2 separate regions of the Mus musculus genome follow, and region 2 is linked to region 1. A link is a loop called in an ENCODE intact Hi-C map of the cell type or tissue named here. Cell type or tissue: left cerebral cortex. All regions are shown on one strand. Links, peaks and the distances in the headings refer to the core of each region. The heading gives the core; the rest is flanking DNA.

Evidence for each region. A loop is a pair of places that touch in the nucleus more often than their neighbours do. Peaks named below come from ENCODE experiments on the same cell type or tissue, not always from the same donor. Only the 100,000 strongest peaks of a DNase experiment are listed, where the experiment ranks them.
Region 2: a loop joins it to region 1, with 2.2 times the contacts of the local background. A loop is called at or near these places in 1 of 42 quality-filtered maps.

The regions. Positions count from the first base shown.
Region 1 is chr7:30,084,703-30,097,324 of GRCm38, reverse strand. It overlaps Zfp566 (zinc finger protein 566), which reads left to right and starts at 6,815. Exons shown (of 4, transcript NM_152814.2): 1 at 6,815-7,037; 2 at 10,166-10,225. The coding sequence starts at 10,217. It overlaps Zfp260 (zinc finger protein 260), which reads right to left and starts at 2,249. Exons shown (of 3, transcript NM_011981.4): 1 at 2,114-2,249. In left cerebral cortex, for the core only: a CTCF peak has its summit at 5,864 (motif pointing right); DNase peaks (open chromatin) are centred at 5,978, 6,293 and 6,810; H3K4me3 peaks cover 1,633 bases; H3K27ac peaks cover 1,121 bases.
Region 2 is chr7:30,209,697-30,222,318 of GRCm38, reverse strand. No RefSeq gene overlaps it. Among named protein-coding and RNA genes, the nearest start is that of Polr2i, 16 kb to the left of the region's middle. In left cerebral cortex, for the core only: CTCF peaks have their summits at 5,276 (motif pointing right) and 6,685 (motif pointing right); a DNase peak (open chromatin) is centred at 5,392; H3K4me3 peaks cover 442 bases; H3K27ac peaks cover 503 bases.

The sequences.
Region 1 (12,622 bases), core at 3,854-7,853:
ACACACACACACTAAAAGAAGTTGTATCTTCCTTGTTAATTTGAAATTTTTTCTTACTTATCAAAATTGTTGACCCTTTAATAATATCTCACTTTATTGCAATTGTTAAGGGGCTGGAGAGATGGCTCAGCAGTTAGGAGCACTGCTGCTTGCTCTTCCAGAAGACTGGAGTTTGGTTCCCAGCAGCCACACTGGACTGCTCTCAAGGAGATCTAATGCCCTCTTCTGGCTTCCAAGGGCATTCATAAACATGCCCACAACCTTCGAGCATTCACATACACATAAATAACTCTTGATTAGAATTTATTAAAAAAAGGGCTGGTGAGATGGCTCAGTGGGTTAGAGCACCCGACTGCTCTTCCGAAGGTCCAGAGTTCAAATCCCAGCAACCACATGGTGGCTCACAACCATCCGTAACAAGATCTGACTCCCTCTTCTGGAGTGTCTGAAGACAGCTACAGTGTACTTACATATAATAAATAAATAAATCTTTAAAAAAAAAAAAAAAAAAAAAAGAATTTATTAAAAAAAAATTTTTTTTTGGATTTTTTTTTCAAGACAGGGTTTCTCTGTGTAGTCCTGGCTGTCCAGGAACTCACTCTGTAAACCAGGCTGGCTTCGAACTCAGAAATTCGCCTGCCTCTGCCTCCCAAGTGCTGGGATTAAAGGTGTGTGCCACCATGCCCGGCTTAAAAATAAATTCTTTAATGGAAAAAAAAAAAAAGAAAATAAAGAAAAGAAAAAAGAAAAGAAAAACATGTTTTAAAAAGATGTGTGACAAGCTAGGCAAGGTGGCGCACACCTTTAATCCCAGCACTCAGGAGGCAGACGCAGTTGGAACATCCTAGTTTGGAGCAGCTTAATCTATAGAGCGAATTCCAAAACAGTTAGGGCCACACTGAGACTACCCTGACTCAGAAGGAAGGAAGGAAGGAAGGAAGGAAGGAAGGAAGGAAGGAAGGAAGGAAGGAAGGAGGGAGAAATGAAAGCAAAACGATGATGAGCCAGCTATAACAGCGCATGCCTTTAGTCCCAGCACTTGGGAAGCCTATCTCGAGAGTTCCAGGACAAGCAGGACTATGAACGCAGACCATTTTTTGTTGTTTGTCATGTTTTAAAGACTGACCAAAAACTACTCAGAAGAAAATCTGTATGTTAACAAAAGCTACTTGGTATGGATAAATCTGGACAAATTAGGAGTCTTAATTTGGAGCTGAAGGGATTGCTCAGTGGATAAGAACACTGGCTGTTCTTCCAAAGGACTCTAGTTCAACTCCCTGTACCCACATGCCAGCTCACAACTGTCTATAATTCCAGTTCCAGGGGATCCAATGTCTTCTTTTGGCCTCTGCAGGTTCCACGTACACATATATTCAGGCAACACACACACACACACACACACACACACACGAGCCCTGTCCTTTGACAAATCAGAGTGCTAAATTAAATAGCTTTCTTGACCTCTCTGTGCTAAAGGGGGGACAATTAATTACCTTACTGATTCAATCCCATCTGCAGCAGTGAAAAGTACATTCTAAGGGCTAGTCCGTAAATTTGGGACTACTCAAAACTAGCTCATCTGGTTTTTCCAAGTAGCAAGTTAATGCCTACAGATGTGTAGGCATCCAATAACGAGTTATTGGAAATCTTTGTTACAAAGAATATTTTTCAAAGGAACGTTGGTTTCATTTTTTTACTGTAGACTTGTTTTGATTTTTAAAAACCAGGTTTAAAACTACTCACTCAATTATCTTTTTCCCTTTCCTGTTTTCCAGAAGAAAAAAAAACACCTCGTTTTTATTTTTAAAATAAATGCGACATGTATTAGAAAACCACCCCTGTATTTTTACAAACTTGAAACCAGTTTCTCGCTCACTCGAAACAAACCAAAACACACCCTTACACGTATGCTCACCCCGCCCGCAAACCCACCCCGGTTTCTGATCTCCCCAGCCCCCATCCACCCAAGTTCTCAGCTCCACCATCACAGTAGGCGTTTTCGCCCCTTCAGGCATCCTCGCCCGGGCAGGTGGGTAAACCCTCCCCCACAGCTCCTTTGCCTTTACTCAGTCTGGGAAAATCCCGGTCCTACAGACCCCGAAATCAAACTCACCCAGACAAAGGCGACGATGGCGAGCCACGAAGCCTGCGCCTGCGCACTCCTTCAGTGAGCTAGCACTCCCAGAGGTCTCTGCCCACCAGGGCTCTGAACTAGAGGATCTTTTTCCATTCTAGTCTCTCTCTTTCGCTCTCTTTTTAACTGTGAACTACATTTCCCAGAAGTCTCAGGGGTTCTAGTTAATTTCCCCTCCACTCTCCCGAGAACTTTTCCCAGTGGATAAGTAGTAAAAGGTTGGAACTCAGATACTACCACTTTTACACTGTGTTACCGCAAAGGACAATGGTGTGCCAAGGTGTGTAATGAGTGCAGCTTAAACTCACAGAATAGGCTTTTCCTTGCCTCCAGGGCGAGATTCCCAGTAAGGCGCAATCCTCTGGGTTTTACGGGAGAGGACGCCATCTTGGCCACCGTGGCGCACTGCTGAACTACATTTCCCAGAAGGCATCTCAGGCTGATAGTTGGCAGCTCTGCAGAGAGTTGTATCAGACTCTGGTGTTAAGGAAGCGATTGCTACAGTATCACAAACTGAAGCCAGGCTGGAATTGAGACTGATAATTGGGTTCAGACTAAACAATCAGGAAAATGAACTATTGTGAAATTGTAATTTTTGTAGCCGTATGTCCTAGGGTTGTGACAGTGTGTAACAATGTGGAAAGCAGTATGCAGGTGAGTTGTGGGGTCCTGTGGGAGGTTTGTTAATGCGTTACCTGAGTGTTAGGTCCCAAAACTGGGGCAAATGGCTGAGATGCCTGTTAACATATCAAAGCAGCTGATGGCCTGGTGAAGGTGTTACAGCTCTAAAGGGAAAGCTATCCTACAGTTGGGAGCCAAGGAATACCACAAAGTCACACCCTACAGCAAACCTCGGGAGAGATGTATTAGGAAAGCCTCAAGAAGTTGGGTGCCTTTGCTTGGGAGAGAATCAACAAAGAACAGAACAGGAGGCAGGCATTATATAGGGTTTGGGGGGAAAGGAGGCGGGGCTTCCAGGGCGGCCTGGGATTCTTCCCCCCGCCCCCGCCCTTTTTTCCTCTATAGAGTGGATCTTGTCTGTATCTCAAGGGGCTGGAAACAGCCTTCTCAGTGGTAGAACAGTCTAGAAGGCTGGCCCTGAATACTCTTGCACATCAAGGGACTGGGCCAGGCCATTAGATTAGTATAGAGGTGGGGCCTGGCTACCTGTGCTTGTCCTGGGCTACCCTGCCTCCTACCCTGAAATCTCCCACCAGAGTTGGGCTGTCCCTTCCCCAGCTTCTCTTCCCTATATAATCTAGCCCGTTTGACCTCTTGTCCACCATGCTTGGTTTTCTGCTCTCCTGACCTCTAGGCTTCTGCCTCTCTCCTTATCAAACAGCCCAGTGTGAAACCAAAAAGGTGCCACCGTGAACTGTGAGCTAAATTCTTGATCCTGGAATATATGACTGTCCTTATGGCTTACCAATATGTCTTACCAGATACCTTCCCAGGTACCCTTTTACATGATACATTCCCACACCCACCCCACACACAGCCTTGAGCCCAGCCCCCCCTTCTGTCCAGATTTTTAACAGCCAGTTATAGCTACAGCTTTATTTATTTATTTATTTATTTATTTAATTGTATGTGAGTACATTGTTGCTCTCTTCAGACATACCGGAAGAGGACATCAGATCCCATTACAGATGGTTGTGAGTTGCTGGGAATTGAATTCAGGAATTCTGGAAGAGCAGTCGGTGCTCTTAACTGCTAAGCCATCTCTCCAGCTCTCTACACCTATTTTCTATCAACCCTAACCCTTCCCCATAAAAGGGACTCCAAGAGCCAATAAGAAGCAGCTCTCTGAAACCCTGACTTCAGGAGAGGCAGCCTACTTGCGGGCTTAGATTTTTTTTTTTTTCAAAACCTACTTTATTTAGGGTTCTTAAACACTTCAACTTCCCTTCTAATCCACCGACCAGAAGCAAGGGAGAAAGGTTAATAGGAAAAGGGAGTCACAGACCCATTTAGAAGTAGTTTCTCGGGGCAATCCCACTCTTCCTTGTCAGGATTCCAGCAGTCCAGGCCAATAGCAAACACCAAAAATGAATCAGTAGTGGCGGCAAGATCCAGCAGAAACTGCAACTGGCCCAAATCAGAGGGAGCAGCCAGGAGCAGCCGGAATACCACGAGAAGTTCTTTGGTGCATTTCTCTCGACAAAGTGAAGACCAGCGAAGCTTTGTACGGAATAGGAATGCAAGAGCATCCTCTCACTGTTTGTGGGGTTCCATTTATGTTCTTTCTAAACATTATGTGCCTTCTGAAGAGTCTGGTTTCAGCAAAACATCACGTGCCCTCTCATAAGGGAGCTTCCGGAAAAACATCACCTGGCACAATTGAGTCGTCAGAGAAACCAGAAAGTCCCACCTCACAGCAAACACTTTACCAACTCAGCTACCTCTCTGGCAGTCTTTTACAATTTTGTTTTGTATTTATTTCTTTGAGACGAGCTCAAATAGCCAAGCCTGGCCTCAAAGCCCTGCATAGCCTTGAACTCCTGATGCCCCTTATACGTTTAGGAATTATAGTTGTGTCTTACTTTTTTTTTACTTTTTTTTTTTTTCCAGACAGGGTTTCTCTGTAGCCCTGGCTGTCCTGGAACTCACTCTGTAGACCATGCTGGCCTCAAACTCAGAAATCTGCCTGCCTCTGCCTCCCAAGTGCTGGGATTAAAGGCATGTGCCACCACTGCCTGGCTCATTATTAGTATTCTAATTTTAGGAGTCCAGTGATTCCAATCAGAATGGTCTTCTAAAACTTATGAACTGTATTGAGATAATATTAGCAATATAAAGGTTTGCAATTAACAGGCAAAAATATCTTTGGTATATAGATAATTTGTAGAATGTACATAGCCTAACATGGCCTTAAATTCCCTATGTAGCCCAAGCTGGCCTCAAGTTTCTTCTGGTCCACTTACCCCGTAGCCCAGTGCAGGGTTCCAGACATCATTATGCCAACCCAAGCTCTTTGTTGATAAGATTGTCTAAACTTGAGGTCAGAACAGAATATTGAATCTAGAAACATGAATGAATTCACGGAGCATTGGTAATTTATTGTGGCAGTATCCCAGGTCAGTGGGAAAATCGTGGATGACTGAAAAAACAGTATCAGGATAATATAATAGTGTGGGAAATTAATAGGTGGCTGATGTCATCATTGGTTTAGGAATTACAATGTCTCTGCAGAAAACAGAGAGAGACAGAGAGGCAGAGACAGAGAGAGAGACAGACAGAGAGAGAGACAGAGACACACTGAGCCTGGTATGGGCTTTTGAAACCTCAAAGCCCACCCTCCAATAATAACACACCTCCTCTAACATGGCCATATCCCCTAACCCATCCCAGGCAGTTCCATAAACTAATGACTAAGCATTCAAATGTATGAGCCTATGAGCCAGCTCATTCAAATCTCCGCACCCAGCAATCCCAAACTTCACTTCCCTCTAACATGCCTGGTTAGTATACCCGTTATCATTGGGGTAGTCTACCGGCAGCTCTCCCTCAGCTCCATTCTATTCTGGGTAACTTCATATCCTTATAAGATCTTCATGTCTTTATAGTATCTATTTCGTTAGGACTGTGGCAGCTTTGCAATTAACAGAGAAGTGAGGTAAGCCGTGTTGTCCCTATTTTCTGAAGAGAAAATCTTGATTTATACAGAGATGTAGTCTTTTAACTTCAATGTCGTTTTAAAAGATTTAATGTGAGTGCTCTGCTGCATATACATCTGTAGGCCAGAAGAGGGCATCATATCCTCTTATAGATGATTGTGAGCCACTATGTGGTGGCTGGGTATTGAACTCAGGTCCTCTGGAAGAGAAGCCAGTGCTCTTAATCGCTGAGTCATCTCTCTAGCCCCAACTTTAATGTCTTTTTCAGACCGACTGACTTGTTATCTCCTGGACTAGGTATATTTATTGGTTATGGAAATCACTTCAAAGGAAGATGCTTTCTCCAAGTGTTCCACTGTAGTTTTTAATGTAACTACCTCTCAGTAGCCAGGGATGACCCTGATCCTCCTGCTCCTCCTGCGGGCTAGCATTAGAAGCATGTGGGAATCCAAGGTGTGGTCCTGGTATCCACCCTTTCAACCTACAGGACCTGCTAATGAGTACCAAGCCAAATGCATGTCCAGAACAAGTCACACATCTGCGGAGGAGATCTGTTCCTGCACACTTCTGGGGCGGGGGGAAACTCGGCCGCTAGAGGTGGCCAAGCAAAGGCTTAGCTCTCTGAGAAATTGAGATAACTTTCCCCCTTCAATATATTTTTTTTCGTATTGCACTGAATTATATTACTAGAAGTCTCAGCCGCATGATTATGCTTACTATGCAAATCACACTCCGCCCCCTACCAGTTCTCCGCCCCTTTCCTGATGCAGTCTATCCTCTACAGATAATACCAAAAGTCCGGGAAATCAACAGATTCCTAACTTTTTTGAATGATTTTAAATGCAGTAGTGGAAGCTGATATAGGGTTCCATGTATCCTGAGGATGCGTTTCTATTTGGGGTGTCCTCCGCTCGTCCACCACACTGAGGGACCGTTAGAAGCCCCGCCCATCGGGAGCCATCTTGTCTGCCGCGTTCCCTCGGACTGACTACATTTCCCAGAGGGCTCCCTGGCTTCTCGCGGGAAGATCACGCGCCTGGCGTGACTTCAGAGCTTTGCTGGCAAGAGGGGAGGTGCACTGAAGGATTGCAGGGCTTTGGCAGCTTGCAAGGAAGGCCTTTGGTGCGGAACCCGGGAGGAGGCGGGGCGAACGCCGAGGCTGGGCTTTGTGCGGCAGAGGAGTCGGAATTGTGCGGCTAATTTGTGAACAGTGATCGCGGCGCTAAGGGGCTGGACTGGTGATGAGCATCAGTTTCTGCTAACACCGTGGCGGCCACCACCCCTTGGTGAGTGGGAGGGAGCGAGCTGGGGACACGTGCGGCATTGTGTGTGGATGTGGAGAGCTGCTGACTGGGTGAGTGTTCTGTCTCTGTAGGGGCGTGCGACTGTGTGATGTTGTGACCACGTGCAGCACAGTGCAGGCGCAGATACCTGTGGATTCTGTGTGGTAAAAGTGAAGTTGTGCTTAAGTTACTTTTTGAGCCCCTAGTAGGTAGTCCTGTCTTCTCGTAGGTAGGTTTCCGATAGCCGAGTGTCTCTGTTGTGGGTCTGTGTGTGGGTTGTGAGTGTGAAGTTTTGAATGTGTATCTTGCGTGCATTCTTCTTTAGCCTTTGCTCATTTTAGAGGTTCATTTGTGAGCTATCATGCTTTTCTTTGTCTTTTACTTTGTTTATTTGGACAGCTGTGTAGGACTTCCCCGTGTTAAGTGGGATAGCGGCTTAACTGAGTCTTTGTGCTGTTTGATATTTCAGGATCTGAAGCATTTATACATCTCGACTATTAAGGGTAGCCATATGAGTATTTCCAACTGTTTTTAATGTTTACTTTTAAAAATTCACTTTACATCCTAATCTCAGCCACCCTCCTTCCTCGCTTCCCAGTCCTACCCTTACAAATCCCTCCCTCCATCTCCCCCTTACCTTGTCCTCTGGGCAGGAGAGTCCCTCTGGGTACCACCCCTCCCTGGGGCACCTAGTCCCAGCAGGTCTAGGAAGCACAATCAGGCAGTCGAAGTAGGGGGTGATCCAATGACAGGGAACAGAGATGGAGACAACCCCCGCTCCACTTCTTAGGGGGACCCACATAAACACCAAGCTCACACTTGCTACAAACGTGTAGGCGTGGGGTGGGGAGTGTGCTTAGGTCCAGCTCTTCCATGCTCCCTGGTTGGTGACCCAGGCTCTGTGAACCTCCATGCTCCCAGGTCAGTTGACTCTGGGTCTTCTTGTGGTATCCTTGACCCCTCTGGCTTGCTCACTTCTATCCCATACTCTTCCACAAGACTCCCCAAGCTCCACCTGATGAGTGTGGCTCTCTGCATCTGCCTCCATCCACTGCTGGGTGAAGTCTCTCAGGAGACAGTTATGCTAGGCTGCTGTCTGCAAGCACAAGAGTATCATTAGTAGAGTTAATTAGTTTCTCTCACATGGGATGGGTCTCAAGTTGGGGCAGTCATTGGATGACTGTTCCCTCAGTCTCTGCTCCATATTTATCCCTGCACTTTCTATAAACAAGACAAATTTTGTGTTGAAGATTTTTGGAGTGGATTGATGTCCCGTCCCCCTGCCTCTGGAAGTCTTGCCTGGGTACAGGAGGTGGCCCCATCAGTCTCTATAATTCTCCTCTAGTAGGAGTCTCAGCTAAAGTCACCCCATAGGCTCCCTGTAGCCTCTTCCTTCCCAAGGCTCTAGCTAGTCACCAGAGATGCCCCCCCTCCCACCGCTGGTTTCCATTCTCCCAGCCCTCTCTCGCCCTCCCTACTTGATCGCCATCCCTGTTCCGATCCTCACCCCCTCTCCTACCCATTTTCCTCTCTCCATACATCTCTGATGATTATTTAGTTTCCCCTTCTGAGTGGGATTCTCAAACCCTCCCTTGGACCTCCTTATTACCCAGTTTCTTCTGGTCTGTGGATCATAGCTTAGTTATCCTGCACTTTATGGCTAATGTCCACTTATCAGTGAGTACATACGGTGCATGTCTTTCTGACTCTGGGTCACCTCACTCAGGATGATGTTCTCAAGTTCCATCCATTATCTGCAAAATTCATCTGAAGTATATGGCACTTATTCATCTCATCAAATAGTAGACATTTGAGTATTTCTAACTTTTAATCTTATAAACATTCTGCCATGTCTGTTTTAATTTTTTTCTTTTGAGACAAAGTCTCACTGAATAGCCCTGGATGGCCTGGGACTTAGTCTGTATTCCAACCTGGACTTGAACTCACAGATCCACCTGCCTCTGGCTCCAGAGTGTTGGGATTAAAGGCGTGCGCCTCCACAGCAGATGTGTTATAATTACCTTTACAGTAGGATGCAGGAGCTTCAGTTCCCACACCCTCTTCTAACCCCAAAAAAGGTTTAAAATGTGATTTAAAATAAAAGATTTAATTTTAAACTATGTATGGTTGTGCAGGTCTTTGACCCCAGCACTCTGGAGTCAGAAGCAGGTAGATCTCTGTGAGTTCAATACCAGCTTGGTCAACAGAGTGAACGCCAGGACAGTCAGAGCTATGTAGAGAGACCTTTTCTCACAAAACCAGAGAGAGAGAAGCAGAGAGGTGGGAGGGAGACGTGAGTCAGTCTGTGAAGGCCTGGGTGGTCTAAGCCTCCGGCAGTGCTGTTGTCTCAGTCTCGGGAGTGCTGAGATTCAGACACTTGTATCATGATCTACCCTATACAAGAATTGTATTGTTGTGCCAGGAAGTGGTCATGAACCCCAAAAGGCCATCAGGGTCTCTTTATTACAAGCTTAGACTTGGACTCTCCTCCCTCCCAGCCTTGTCACAACAGAATCCTTGAGCCCTCAGCAGGACAAGTTTTTATAGGAAAATAGGAGCAGGGGAGGGAGGGAGGGAGGGAGGGAGGGAGGGAGGGAGGGAGGGAGGGAGGGGGTGTCCAGTCTGGCAAACATCTAATAGAAAGGCTATTAAGCCGACAGGTGGGTGCCCTGAAGCAAGACTGTAGATAATCACAAACAAGCTGAAAGTACACCCAAAATAACCAGACTAATCTTTGATTAACTGTTGCTAGGAAGTAGCTAGGGAGTAACTCTGGGGTATGGGCAAGGACAAGCCCTGGGGTCCTTCCTGGTATGTGGGTGCAGCTTGGGTTCTGCTGCAGGTCAAGTTCTCAGGCTTTTTTTTTTTCTCTTTAAGATGGAGGCTGGTTCCAAGGTGGAGTAGGTTTGGCCTCTCAGTATATCTTCATGTGTGTGCTTATGTGCCCAAGAGCCATATTGCCCAAACCCCTCCTGTCCCATTCCAGAGCCTGGCTCTCTGAAGTTAGGGATGTTGAGATATCTGTCTGTTCTTCCCACTTTAGACCCCTCAAAGTGTGGGGTGAGTACTTGGGGAATGACTGCTGTGTGTACTGAGTCAAGTGGGGTCTCACTGTTCTTTGTCTCCCCCAGTTCTCCCCCGTTCCAGAAGAGCAGCACAGAGGACCTGTCACCATCAAAGCCATGGCTCAGGTGAGGCATAGGTTTTTTGTATTCGAATACAATCATTTTGTGTCTAGTACAGATACATGTCTGCTTTCTTCAACTTGGTGCTTTTTTTGGTGTTGAACAAGGAACCTTCCATTTCGGTATAAATAGACTCTCACCTTGCTCTAAAGCCATGGTAGCTCAGTCATGATAGGGTCCTTGTGATGGGCAAAGGGCTACCTGTTAAGGCAGTGGTTTTCCATCTTCCTAATGCTGTGACCCTTTAATACAGCTCCCTGTAGGGATAACCACGTGTGCACTGTGTGGAAGCGTTGCCCAGCAGTGAAAAGCTGATGTGCTGTTAGCAAGAGGGAGGGAGTAAAAGGGGGGAGTTTCAGGAGAGCGATTGAAACGCTGAGTCAGAGCTGGAGGTTTGCCCCGGGATCTGAGGATGTTGGATGCAAGCATAGATTAGTTTAAGTGGGTTGTGTAAGTTACAAGCTAGTCAGAGAACGAGCCCAAGCTCATGGCCTAGGCCCTTACTCATAAATAAGTCTCCGAGTTGTCATCGGGGAGCTGGGATGTGGGTAGAAAAGCCCGTGGTTACAGTTGCTCATGCTGTGGCGATCTCCAACCACAAAATTATTTTTATTGCTACCTTATAACTATAGTTTTACAACAGTTATGAATCATAAACGTATGTGTGGTTTTTGATCTAAGGTGACCCCTGTGAAAGGGTTGTTACAACCTCAAACGGGTTGTGATCCACAGGTTGAGAACTGCTGCTCTAAAGGAAAGAGTCTCTAGTAGACAAACTGAAAAAGCTTTGGGGGCAGGAGTGATGGTCCAGCTGTTAGGTCCAACTAGGATCACAACCAAAGAGTGGTGGCACACACCTGTAATCCCAGCACTCAGGAGGCAGAGGCAGGAAGATCTCTGTGAGTTCAAGGCCAGCCTGGTCTGCAGAGTGAGTTCCAGAGCTACCCAGTGAGATCCTGTTTCAATCTAACAACAAGGAAAAGAAGAAGAAAAAATAAGTGTGATACTTTTGCTCAGTTTCAGTATTTTTTTTTTAAATATCCTATCAGTTTGATAACAATAAAAAGACCCCCAAAATGGAAAACTGAGGGCAGGGACATGGGGATCCCTGCTCATGGCACCAAACCTGGCTGCAGGGTCCCCCGGTTTTGCTGTTGCTACGAGGTTGGGGGCAGCGATTGTCCTGTGGGAGCCACGGTCGTCTGAGTCAGGACCCTCACTTCTTCTCGGGTGTGCTCAGCTTCAGCATGCCCGGATCTTGTCCAGCAGGCCAGAGATGAAGGCCTCAGCGGGTTTGTAACAGTCAACTAACAGCTCCCTGACTCTAGCAGCCTGGCTATCATCGCTTTCCATATCCAACAGTTCATCCACATCTGTCTTGAGCTCTGGCAATCGTAGAGTCACGTGAGCTGTTCTAAAACCCACTCCTCTAGGTTGAGCCACTTCCTTAGCTCCTTGTCGTACTTGACGGTGACCATCCCTTGGCCTTCTCACTGGGCCATCGTCATCTGCCCCTGCCTCTTTGTCTGCAGCCCCAGGGGGACTCTAGAAGTAGACATGGGGCCCTGTGCTGCCACTGTCCGGCCTGAGGGCCAAGACAGCCAATGCTGCAACCCCCCACTCCCCTATCCCTCCCATGGGAGGCTGTCCACCTTGGTGGATGCACCTCCTGGATGCCCGCCAGCCAGCGGCTGGCTAGCTCGTGGGGTCCACCCATGGTGAGTGTGCCGGTGAGGGTGCCCGGGGGCAGCTGCAGCATGCGGAGCCCCCCACCTCAGTTTTAGTCTTAGAACATCTGTGTCTCCTGGTTTATGAGCCTTTAGGTTTGGAAGTATGACTGCTGGTTGGTCAAAGCTCTGTGAAACCTTAACTCTAACGTCATTGAGCTTTTCTTCTTCTTTTTTTAAAATCTGTTTATCTGTTTGGGTGTTGTGTATCCCATGTGTGTCATACCTACGGAGTCCAGTAGAGGGTGTCAGATCCTCTGGGATTGTTGGTAAGGGGACTTGAACCTGGGTCCTCTGGAAAAACAGCCAGAGTGTTCTCGACTGTTGAGCTCCCAGACCAATACCATTGTATTAAGCAGCATCTTTCTCCATCATTTTCCTGAAGCTCAGTAACAGGGGCAAGTAACAAGTCCGCAGTGGTGCTTATAAATACCAGTTTTCCATGCTAAAGTTACCTTTTGTAGGGCAAGTGGCTGTGCCATCAGACAGGCATAGGATCTGGTAACAGTGAGTGAGCTCAGACTCCAGGAATCTCAGAGATTTGAGAGCAGCAGGAGTGGCTGCTCCTATCTCTGTACCAGTCCTGCAGCCATGACACCCCACCGAGAGGACCGTGGGCAGTCTGTCCTGTAATGTAGCAGCCAGAGTCCTTCCCCGTGGAAATAGAGCACCACTA
Region 2 (12,622 bases), core at 3,029-7,028, 130 kb before region 1:
TTCACTGCTGTCCTAGCATTCAGGAGGTGGAAGCAGGAGGTTAGCTATGGTGATTTCTATGAGCCGGGCAGTGTTGGCGCACACCTTTGATCCCAGCACTTGGGAGGCAGAGGCAGGTGGATTTCTGAGTTCGAGGTCAGCCTGGTCTACAAAGTGAGTTCCAGGACAGCCAGGACTATACAGAGAATCCCTGTCTCAAAGAAGAAAAGAAAAAGAAAAAAACAATCCTGGGGAGAGGGGATGAAGAGCAAAAGGCACAACTCAAAACTTGTTTCTAACTCATTAGTCAAAATGTTATCCCATGGCCACATGGAAAAGCTAAAGGGAGAGTTAGCCCTTAGCTGTCAACAGAGCTGTACCAGAGAAGTAGAGGGAGGGAGGAGGATGCTGGGGAGAAGGAATAAATATTGCTTGAGGATACAGGACGTACAGGGATGCAGCTTCCAGGACTATAGACATCACAGAGGAGGAGCTGTCTGGATAGTTCCCCACAATGGTCTCTGAAATGTTGGTGCATCCATATTCTGCCTTCTGACCCAGAATATCTGATGGACATTTGTCTGGAGCAGGAATTATGAAGGGCTAGCCTACCTTGTCCTTGTAAAACAGCCAACTTCCCTGCGTCCATGTTTGTCCATTTTGGACATTCTGTCTGCAGTTGAAGCAGGGCAGTTTTTGCCCGGTGGCAGCTTGCCACCTTTGAATCAGACTTCAAAGGAGATTTTTCAATGCTCATCATTTGCTTTGAAGTAAAAATGGGGGTGCTGTGAGGAGCAGACCTGACTCGTTTTCCAAAAAAGGCTTAAATTGATAAAAGGCATATTTTAAAGATTTATTTACTTATGTGAGTACACTGTAGCTGTCTTCAGACACTCCAGAAGAAGGCATCAGATCCCATTACAGATGGTTGTGAGCCACCATGTGGTTGCTGGGAATTGAACTCAGGCTTCTGGAAGAAGTCAGTGCTCTTAACCACTGAGCCATCTCTCTAGCCCTGATATAAAAGCATCTTTAACGTTATATTCTATAAGTGTCTTAGGTTTTTTGAGACTATCTACTTATCTAGTACGTCTGAATAAGCAAGCTTTCTTTTTTAGCTATTTACTATCTGTTTAGCTGAAAAAGCATATTTTGTGATAGACTAGTACCTAACATGATCAGGAGCTGTCCTGGAAGTCACTTTGTAGACCAGGCTGGCCTCAAACTCAGAAATCTGCCTGCCTCTGCCTCCCAAGTGCTGGGATTAAAGGCGTGTGCCACCACCAGCTTAATTTGCATTCTTAATTTCCCTGAATACTTTATAATAATAGCTTTAAAAGGGACTAGAACTTTCCATTACATTATTAAGAACCATCTATGTACAATACCTCAAGTAAGAGTTGAACGCATATATACAGAGTGTGTTATAACAAACATAACCTTAACATGTATCAATATACAAAAATCTGTACCAATGTAAGATTATTGGCTATAAAATTTTGACATGAATAGATTCAGGCTGGAGAGATGGCTCAGCAGTTAAGAGCACTGGCTGCTCTTCCAGAGCTCCTGAGTTCAAATCCCAGCAACCACATGGTGACTTACAACCATCTGTAATGGGATCCGATGCCCTCTTCTGTGTGTCTGAAGACAGCTACAGTGTACTCATGTACATAAAATTAAAAAAAAAAGAATAGATTCAGTAATCTACCCATATCTCTATTATTCATACAATATCCCTATACTCCCCCTTTTTCTTCCTATAAAAGAAAAAAAGGATAGAGGAAAGGAAAGAGTGTAACCCCTGAGTGTAACCCCCGATCAAGACCATTGTAACTAACCCCTTTACAATAAATAACAAGCATCCTTCAGCCAAGAGAACCCCCGAAACCTACCCACCCAACCTCCAACAAGATCTGGTGGCACCAGCCTGCCCTCATTCCTCTCTCTTACTAAAGTAAAGGAGCGCTTGGAATATTGCTTAGTTGTAAGAGTATTCGCCTAACATGTGGTTCCATCCCAAGCAGAGAAAAATAAGTAAATAAAGTATCCACTGGAGCAGATACGTACCATTGTATAGCCTGGCCGAGAACATTGTGTCCTAGGGTGTGTGATGCCTGCGCAGCCCGTGTGTTCTGCGGACTGTGAGTCACGGGGGCATGGACCTGCCCGTTAAATAATAATCCTCGTTAGCTCTGTGAAGGGATTCTTGGTAGAACGACTCTTTGGAAAGTGGTGTAATTGTTGTAATTGCTTAATTATAACTTCTGAAGGAGGAGGAGGAAGCAGTAACATTGAGAGCAGCTACAGTAAGTTACAGGAACGGAGGAAAGTGCCGGGGAGCTTGGGCACACAGCTGGTGTTAACCACAAAGTAGATGGGCTCACTGTGATAGGACACTCAACCCGTGGAAACTCACCAACCCCAAACACAGTCAGGAGACACCGCATGCAGAAACTGCCCGCAGATTTGCACATACTGAGTGCCATCAAACATTACAAGAAATACATCCATAGAACATGCTGCCGCTCCCACCCCAGCCCGCTGCCTGCTGCCCACTGCCCGCTGCCCTCAACCCAACAAGCGAGAGGATTGCCCCAACTTTCCCACCAGCTTATTTGTCAGCTTTCTATTGTGACAAATACCTGAGTTAATTTTTTCCTTTGTGTGTGTTGGTGTGTGTTCATGTATGTTGGCATATTTGCATGTGTGAACACGCATGGGTATGTGTGTATCTGTGTATATAGGCATGCTTGTGGAGATCTGAAGTTAACGTTAGGAATTGCTCTGTTACTTCCCCACCCCCACCCCACCCCCACCCCAGCTCCGTCATGCAGGCAGGCGTCTCAATCAAATCCAGAGCTCACTGATCTGCCTAGTGTTGCTGGGAAGCTTGCCCTGGAGACCTCTCTCCTTCCTGATGTTCAGTGGGCATGCAAATTCCACTCGGCAAGCACTTTAACCCTCAGCCCTACCTGAGACACGCACAGAGGGAAGGAGGCTGGGCGCAGCTCAGTGAGGCAGAGCTGCTGAGCGGTCATGAGGTCCTAGACCTGACACATCACAAGTAGGGCAGAAGTGGAAAGGCTCACGGTCGCAGGGATTTCCACCTGTGATTATGTGACCTTCTTACTCTTACTATCTCAGCCTGTGGTGATACAATACCGCACCAAAGGGCCTGTGGCAACGCTGCACCTCTCACAGTAGCCCGGGAAGCCGAGAAACAGGCTAGGATCCTATCATCCCCTGCAAGCATGCACCATCACACCCTCTTGTCCTTCATCTAGTTTCCAGTTAGAGGTTCCACTGTGTCTTAGTCAGGGTTTCGATTCCTGCACCAAGAAGCAAGTTGGGGAGGAAAGGGTTTATTCAGTTTACACTTCCATGTTGCTGTTGATCACCAAAGGAAGTCAGGACTGGAACTCAAGCAGGTCAGGAAGCAGGAGCTGATGCAGAAGCCACGGAGGGATGTTCTTTACTGGCTTGCTTCCCCTGGCTTGCTCAGCCTGCTCTCTTATAGAACCAAGACTACCAGCCCAGGGATGGCACCACCCACAAGGGGCCTTTCCCCCTTGATCACTAATTGAGAAAATGCCTTACAGTTGGATCTCATGGAGGCATTTCCTCAACTGAAGCTCCTTTCTCTGTGATAACTCCAGCCTGTGTCAAGTTAACACACAAAACCAGCCAGTACACACCGTCTGTCATAACAACACAGACAAACTGTGAGCCTTTGGGGGGACACTTAGGGTCCAGACTGTAACACATGCCAACCTCCATTCAGCAAGAGAACTCATCTGGGAGCACCGAGGGCCTGACCGACCTCAGAGTGCACGTGCATACGATGAAGAAGAGGACCACGTTTTGCCCATTGGTGCACTGACCACTCAAAATCACAGTATGGGCTCCAGGTAAGTCACAGCCACTGCACACAAGATCTACCAAACATCAGCACAAACTTTCCAGGACTTTCAAAAGCCTCCCATTAGAGCTGTGGAGATGGTTCAGTGGTTAAGAGATTAAGCGCACTGACTATACTTCTGAAGGACATAGGTTCGATTCCCAGTGCACACACACACATTTGTAACTCCAGTTCCTAGGGCTCTAGCACCCTCTTCTAGTATCGGTGGGTGTTACCTGCATGAGCTTGCTACACAGACATAAATGAAGCAAAACTATTAACATACATTAATCTCAAAAAAAAAGAAAAAAATCTAAAGATGAATAAAAATAAACAAAGGCTCCCAGTTATCAAGTGGTAAACTGACAATGGAAAAGATACTTCGTGCGTGAGAACGGCACTGCTGGGGGTGCAATGCAGGCCCTCACGTACATGAAGCTCACCGTCACCCACTGAGCCACCGCCCTATCCTCTCATGATGGATTCTGGTCATGCAGTCACCACAGCGCCACACTCCCAGCATCAGACTGGCGATCCTCTTATTTATGTGTTTACTTAGCTTTATTTGTTTGTTGTTTGTTTTGACAACGCTGAGTATTGAACCCAGGACCTTGAGCATTCAAGGCAAACATCCTACCACTGAGACAAAACTTTAGACCTTCTTGGGTTTTTTGTTGAAAATTTTAAAAAGTGTTTTCATTATTTTTATTGGTGTGTTTGTGTGTGTTTCTGTATGCAAGTGTATGCACATGAGTGCAGGCCCTCTTGAAGGCTACAAATATCCAATCCCCTGTCCCTAGGCTATAGGCAGTGGTTAGCTGCCCATTGTGCACACTGGCAACCAAACCCATCAGTGCTCTTGGCTGCTGAGACATCTCTCCAGCTCCTACTTTTGTTTGTTTGGTTTTTTCGTTGTTGTTGTTTTTAAGACAGGGTTACTCCATGTAGTCCAGGCTGTCCTGGAACTCACTCTGTGGGCCAGGCTGGCCTCACACTCTGAGCTCCACCTGTCTCTGCCTCCTTTGTGTATGTGCCACTACCGTCTGGCTCTACTCCTACTTTTTATTATTCTATGAGTTCTATATGAATTAGCTTATTATTTTAAGAATGCCAAGGCAGATCTTAAACTCCTAATTTTCTTGCCTTACCCTCTGACCAAGCTTTGCAAATACTGACCTATGTTACTGATTCCAGCTTTTTTGGGATCTGGGGGTATAGAATAGACCACTCTGTTTCATGCAACCCTCAGAGCGGCGCCTTCTTTTCTCCCATCACTCTTTCATTCCCTAACGCTCTCATAGGTTTGTCTACTCTTTCCAGAAAAGATTCCCACAGCTCTCCAGGTCACCACCTGGCTGTCCTCCCTTTTCCCTCATCTCAATGACCCTCGCCTGGACCGTAACCGCACAGCGTCCACCAGGGGGCAGCAGCGTGTCGTTCAGCCGTTGAGCCCACGCCCCCCCCCCCTCCCTCGCAGTACAACGCTGCCGGCAAATTAAAAGGACTTCATTTCCCAGAAAGCATCGCGACATCTCAGCTTCTTCCTTCTTATCTGTCCCCCCAAGTGGAGGTAGTCGTCATCCCAGGTCCTTCCCACCCCCTACTCCTTCCATACCGGGAATTGTGCAGAGGGATATTTTGTCAGGCCACTGGGAGGATGGTAGTTCTGGGCAAAAATCCTGCCACTGTGTATCCCAGGTTAACCAGTGTGGAATATTGTGACTATAGGCCTGTACCATCAAGCCATGCCTGATTCGGTTTCATTAATTGTCATCATATGAGCGTCTTGCTTCGTTTATTACACATCTCCTGTTGTCTTGGTTAATGAAGTCGTTTACTTGGTTTTTTTGGAGACAGGGTCTTGCTATGTAGCTGTCTGTGTCTGACCTGCCACTAACTATACAGCCAGTGCTGATCCAACTTCAGCCTCCCAAAAACTGGGATTACAGGCATGCGAAACCACGCCTGCCTCTCTTGGGCAGGGTTAACTTCTCATCCAGAAATGTTTTGGTGTGGTTCTTTAAAAGAGAGGGGTTTCTATTAAATCTTTCAAGAAGTTGCATAATTTTAAAGTATTATTTAGTATTCGGTCAGTATCCGTTGATTTATACAAATCAAAATCTAAGGCCCCTCTCTCCATCCAGATAGCTTTCAAGTATTCTGCAATAGTCTGCTTCCTGGCACATTCTGAGATTTCCCACAGTCTTACTTAGCCAGTTGTATCTCTTGATGCCTTTCAATATGTTCTTTTTAAAAACGTTTCTTTCTTATTCATTTCTTTTGTGTGTGCTCCTGAGTGAGTCTATAGAGGTCAAAGGATCGAAGGACAACTGGCAGGAGTCAGTTCTCTCCTTCCACTCTGAGTGCCAGGAATTATAATGAGCTCACGTGGTCAAGTTGGCAGTAAGTGACCTTGCCACTGAGCCATCACACCAGCCCTGAGATGTCCTTCAATTTCCAATTAATCTTATGTAAATAGATAGATTGAAAGGCTGTAGCAGTATTCAATTGGGGGGGTGTGAATAATGGTATTTTGGAGTAAGTACTATTTTATGAGTAGTATTGAATTCTTTTTTTTTTTTTTTTTAAAGACAGGGTTCCTCTGTGTAGCCCTGGCTGTCCTGGAACTCACTCTGTAGACCAGGCTGGCCTCAAACTCAGAAATCTGCCGGCCTCTGCCTCCCAAGTGCTGGGATTAAAGGCGTGCGCCACCACTGCCTGGCCTGTAGTGTTGAATTCTTTTTTTTTTTTTAAAGATTTATTTATTTATTATATGTAAGTACACTGTAGCTGTCTTCAGACGCTCCAGAAGAGGGCGCCAGATCTCGTTACGGATGGTTGTGAGCCACCATGTGGTTGCTGGGATTTGAACTCCAGACCTTCGGAAGAGCAGTCGAGTGCTCTTACCCACTGAGCCATCTCACCAGCCCGTAGTGTTGAATTCTTACAGAATCAAATTCTACAACTTGCCTCCTTGTCGCTTCTTGGGAGACAAGTTCTCCTTCCATAGTTCAGGCAAGTGCTGAAGTTACAGACTTTTGTAACTTCAGGTTTTGTAACTTTGTTTCTTTAAGGTACAGAGGTACCACCCCTGACTTTGGTTGTCTTTATGATGTTAGGATCCCATACTGGTTGGGCCTGGAGAGATAGCAGAATGGTAAAGAGCTCTGGCTACTCTTCCAGAGGATCTGAGATTCAGTACCCAGTACCCGCATGGCAGCTCACATTATTTCTAGTAACAGAGGATCTAATGTCCTCATCTGGCCTTCAAGGAGCCCTGCTCAAACATAATACAAAGACATACATGCAGGCAAAACAACCATACACATAAAATTTAAAACAGTTTATTACTTTAATCCCAGCACTTGGAAGGCAGAGGCAGGCAGATTTCTGAGTTTGAGACCAGTCTGGTCTACAGAGTGAGTTCCAGGACAGCCAGTGCTACACAGAGAAACCCTGTCTCAAAACAAAACAACAACAAAAAACCCAGTTTATAAAAAGATCTGAATTTGGTGGCCTATGCCTGCAATCTCAGTTCTTGGGAGGCTGAGGCAGGACAATTGTAGTAAGTCTGCCAGTCCATCTGAGGTACATATGGAGAATTGTCTTTTTTTTTTTTTTTTCTTCTCCTTCTGGCCTTGCTCGCTCTGGCCCAATGATTTATTTACTTACTATATGTAAGTACACTCTAGTTGTCTTCAGACTCACTAGAAGATGGCATCAGATCTCATTATGGATGGTTGTGAGCCACCATGTGGTTGCAAGGATTTGAACTCAGGACCTCTGGAAGAGCAGTCAGTGCTCTTAACTGCTGAGCCATCTCTCCAGCCCCTGAAACTTGACTTTAAAAGGAGAGTGAATTATGCATGAGGTCCCTGGGTTTGAACTTCATCAGAAAAGGAGACAAGGGGACAGACAGACGGAGAGAAAATACAAACCTGGCTGGTGAGAACGCTCAGTGGTTAACAGGGCTTGCTGCCAAGCATAAGGACCTGAGTTCGATCCTAGTGACCCATATAAAGGTAGAAGGAAAAAAACTGACTCCATAAGGTCTTCTGACTTTCATATGTGCATGCCTGTAGCCATCTGACGGCCACGGAAAAACTGGTTTTACCTGAAAGGAGGGCTGGAAATGAAAAAGGGTAAGGGCAAGGGGTGTGTGTGAGAGAAGAAGGAAGCCAAGTCTGTGTTCTTATCAAGGCACAAAGATTCATGTTCAGCACTGCGTTTATCAGGGGAACATCCACAGATGCACCCTTTGTTTCAGCCAGAGTGAGTTGCAAAGCAAGGTCAGCACAACAGCCCAATCTTCCAAGATCCCATGGGAACCGGCAGGTACCCAAAGCAGACAGCCCGTCCAGGCTGATAAGGTCTGTAGTGGCAAGCACTCAAGGTCTGTCCAGCCTGCTCAAGGCTAGAAAACTCTTCAGCCTGTTCAAGGCTGGGAAAGGCCTACTCAAAGCTGGGAAGGCCACAATTCCCCCCTTTTTACTCTTTAAAGATGAGCAGTGCCAGTTGTTGGATTTACTTATTTTCCATAATCCCATCTAGGGTATAGAGTGGCCAGGTGACCGTGCCTGTCTGAGGTCGGTGTCCATATTGCTCCTTCTTACCCGTCATGGCGAACAACATAGCATTGATGTATGTCTCTGTCTTAGGTCGATAGGCGCTCAAGAGCACACTTACCTGTCTCTGACTGCCAGCTTTCTCTAGCACACTCTTTCCCATTCAGACCAAAGCTACAAAGGACATATGAATATGCACTCAATGCATTTCTTCATAGCGATGAATAACTGCTATGGTGAATAGCTGAGCTTGCTGAAAGCGATCCTGTGTGAAGGCAACCAATCTGTTTAAGATACAAGGTCCAAAATTTAAAAGCAACAAAATCATAATTAATGGTCCAAGCAGTGTAGAAATTAAAGTTGTAAGCCATGGGGAAGTGGAGAAGCAGGATTCAAACCATCCCTGATTCTGTTCTTTTTCTCTTTACATTTTGACCAGTCCTTCTCAAACGTTTGCTATAGGGTCCTTTACTATTCCTGAATGATCGATGTAAAAGAGACATTCTTCGTGGAGGGCTGCACACAGTCCTCCTTGTTGAAGGAATAAAAGATCAAGTCCTCTCGTGTTTTGAAGGACGACCTCAGACAAGGATGTTAGAGATTCTTGCAAATAAGAAACAGAAGTTTCTATCCTTTCTATATCCGTGTCTATTGCCGTTCTAAGGAGCTTGTACTTTTTTTTCCTTGAAAAACCAGGGCAGAAGCACCAGTAGCTGCTCCTGCCACATTGAGGCCCATCAGTACTGAAATAGATAAAGTTGTAGCAAGTTCTCTCTTGGGACTAGAGAAGCCTCCATCCCAATGATCCAAGAGCTCAGAGCTCATCATAAAAATGATAAATGAGCCTAGGAATAAGTTGAGCCGACACACAAAAATCTTTGGAACTATCAAATACTTGTGTATGAATGCAGGGGGTAAGACCTGTGCAACAAACCCTCCATTCCTCTTTAGGAGGAATACGATAAGATAAGGAGGTGAAAACTGTGAGCACTTGATTGCATAAACTCTGTCTTTTACCTTTATAAATTTTCCCTATGCAGGTACCCAATGCAGAAACTTCAGGTAGAAGATCTCCATGCCAAGATCCAGGTCAGAAACTTTGTCTTCAAGCCTCAAGATCTGGATCACAGGTTTCTCTGGGGGGCTCCTGCATGACCATGTCACACATATTTTGTGGCTTCCAGAGGGCTGGTAGAGACCGGAATCTGTTCTTCCTCCAGAGCGCTCTCCAGTCCAGACTGGTGAGAATAACTGCACAAGAGCATAGGAGGAGCTGGACACACCAGAAGCCTCCTCTAGGAGGGAGATGTTCCAGTCATGCTGAGCAAGAGACCTCGCCTATGCCAGATTTCTGATTCCATCGACAATCAAAAGAGCTATTAGAACAAGAAGCATTGCTAGATAATAAAGCAATACCTTCATAGTAAAGAGGTATGCTATATCACAGAAAAGCCAACAAGAGCAAGAGATATTAGGATAAGTATCATTAAGCACGAAACATGCCCACCACCAATTCTGCAAGGGGAATAGCAAATATGGGAAAGGTAGTGGTGGCAACTGTAGGACTGTAGCCGCCAGCGGCCATGGGTTACTAGGTTCCTGAAAGCAAAGACAGAGTTTAGATGGGAAAGGCTCAAGAAAAATAATGAGCCAAGACAAAGTTCTGATCAAGGCCAATGTTTACTTATGAGTCTGAGCTTATAAAGGGGGGAAGGGGGTACCCATCCCCCACAAGTCCAGGAAATATCAGGAAAATAGGTTCAGCCTCTCAGCAGGTAGTGGCTTGGAGGAAACTGCAGGTGTGGCAGGACAATAGACTTCACCTAGGTTGGAAGACTCCACCCTGGGTGGGCTAGCAACTGTGGCAAATCAGGTCTGAGCAGCCTGCTCAAGGCTGGGAGAAGGGCACAATTCCTCCCTTTTTATTTATTAAAAATTAGCTGAGCCGGGCAGTGGTGGCACACGCCTTTAATCCCCAGCACTTGGGAGATAGAGGCAGGTGGATTTCTGAGTTCGAGGCCAGCCTGGTCTACAAAGTGAGTTCCAGGACAGCCAGGGCTTTTTTGTATGTTTGGGATTTTGTTTGTTTGTTTGGTTGGTTGGTTTTTGTTTTTTGAGACAGGGTTTCTCTGTATAGAGAAATTAGCTAGACTGGGGCATAAAATTTACTTATGCTCCATGGTCTTGCCTGGGAATTATGGTGGCTGGCGGCTGCGCCTGGCTTGGGTCTGAATGTCTATACTCTTTCTGACCCGTCCTGGAGAGTACGTGCAGCTTGTTTGTGTTTATTTGCACAAACACGGCATTTTAGTGTTTATTATGAACAAACACAGCCTTTGGCACATGCCTCTGTCTTAGGTTGACAAGAGTCATAGAATCATCAGTGGCCCGTCTTTGGCTGTTAGCCCTCATTGCACACCTTTTTCTCATTCTGACCATAGCCACAATATGCACTCAATGCATCTCTTCATAGTGATGAATTACTGCCATCTGCCCTTTGCTGAAAGAGAGCCTGTATGGAGGTAACCAATCTGCTTGAAATACCAAGTCAAAAGTTAAAAGCAACAGGATTAAAGTCGTCTGTGGGGATGTCCCAGGCACTCAATTCAGCTGCAAATTAGCAAGGATCAGGCCCAAGTCTGGCTTCCCAGAGTGGGAGAGGTGGCTTTGAGAATCATCAGAAAAACTGTTACTTCTTCCCCGGACCTGCAGGGATAATCAGCAGGGAACCTAGGGCAGGAGGGGGCGGGGTTGGGGGAGACAAGAAACATGAAGAATGAGAGCAAGTCAATTAGACTGATCAAGCTCTGAAAAACTTTATTCAGGAGTGGTAATTTAAGCGAGAAAAGATGAGGCTCCAAGGGAGGGAGGAAGAGCCCAGGATCTCTCTGAAGGTCAGGTGGCAATCTTCAGTTCCTGGAACGAATGGTCACAGTATCCTCTTTTCCCACAAACATTCTTACTTTTATGACCATGAATGTTCTCTCAGGATTGTTTATGTAAGCTAGAAAATATCCACAAGGCCATGGCTGAGGCATGGCTCCCAGCAACTTCTCATGTAAATAGTGGAGGCTATGCTCCAAGTTAACTCAGCTGGCTAATAAAGATTTTTTTAGCTATCTTCATAATAGGAATCTCAAATATTGGGTTTATTTCTAGGCCAGTCCCTGATTGAATCAGAATAATTGGTCACATTAAAGGAAAGAAAAGAGTCATTATAACTCCTCCTCTTGATTAAAATTTCCAAGTCAGTTTCCACAGTTTCTATGTTCTCTGTCCCACAAGGTTAAAAAGCTTGAAGCAAGGCAGCTTAGCTTGTCTACTCTGGGACAAAGGCAAGCAAAAAGCAAAGGTGGGTCAAGAACATATACCCTGTACAGCTTTCCTGTCACCACTGTCAGGGCACTCAGCAAGCTCACAGTTCAGCATGTCACACCAATCACTCTGGCAGCTGGCATGCTCCTGCAGCATTCTGTGGAAAAACACAAACATGTCCTCTTCCCCATAGTAAATACCTGATCAGGATCATGTCATATGTCAATAAGTGGATCCTTCCATCTCACCTAGGCATGAGTATAAGGCACTCAGCAAGGAGTTCTTTGGCATCCAAATTATTAAAAAAAAAATTAAATAAAAAGTGTGATTTAAATAATGTGTACAGAGATATAATTCCCCCACCCCCTTTTTAATGTCAGAGCCTTAAGGTGTGAATAGAGAGATGAAATTTATTATGATCATGTCTAGCCAATGCAACAGGATCTAAAACTAGGGCTTGCTTTGCCTATTAAATCTCTGTCAATGCGATCACTGCCTGCAGCTAAAGGTCCAGGAAGATCAGAATAGAAGATCAGAATGAGCTCATATATGACCAGTATAAAAAGGACCCCCCCCCCCCCGTAAGAATGATACTTTGTAGTTGTGAAAACAGAGATCTGGCTGGTGTATTGAAATGAAATGCACCACAAGTTTTCAACAGAGGAACAGACTGAGCCACGTATAGACGATCAGTAAAAAGATTAAAAGTATCATTTACAGACTGAGAAACACTCAGTACTGATGTCAGCTAGCAGAGCTGAGAGTCCAGGAGTCTCTATGACCACTTGCTGGTTATGAGATACTCCGCTTGCCTTTTAGAAGAGCCATCAGTAAAAATTAAAAGAGTATTATGTAAAGATGT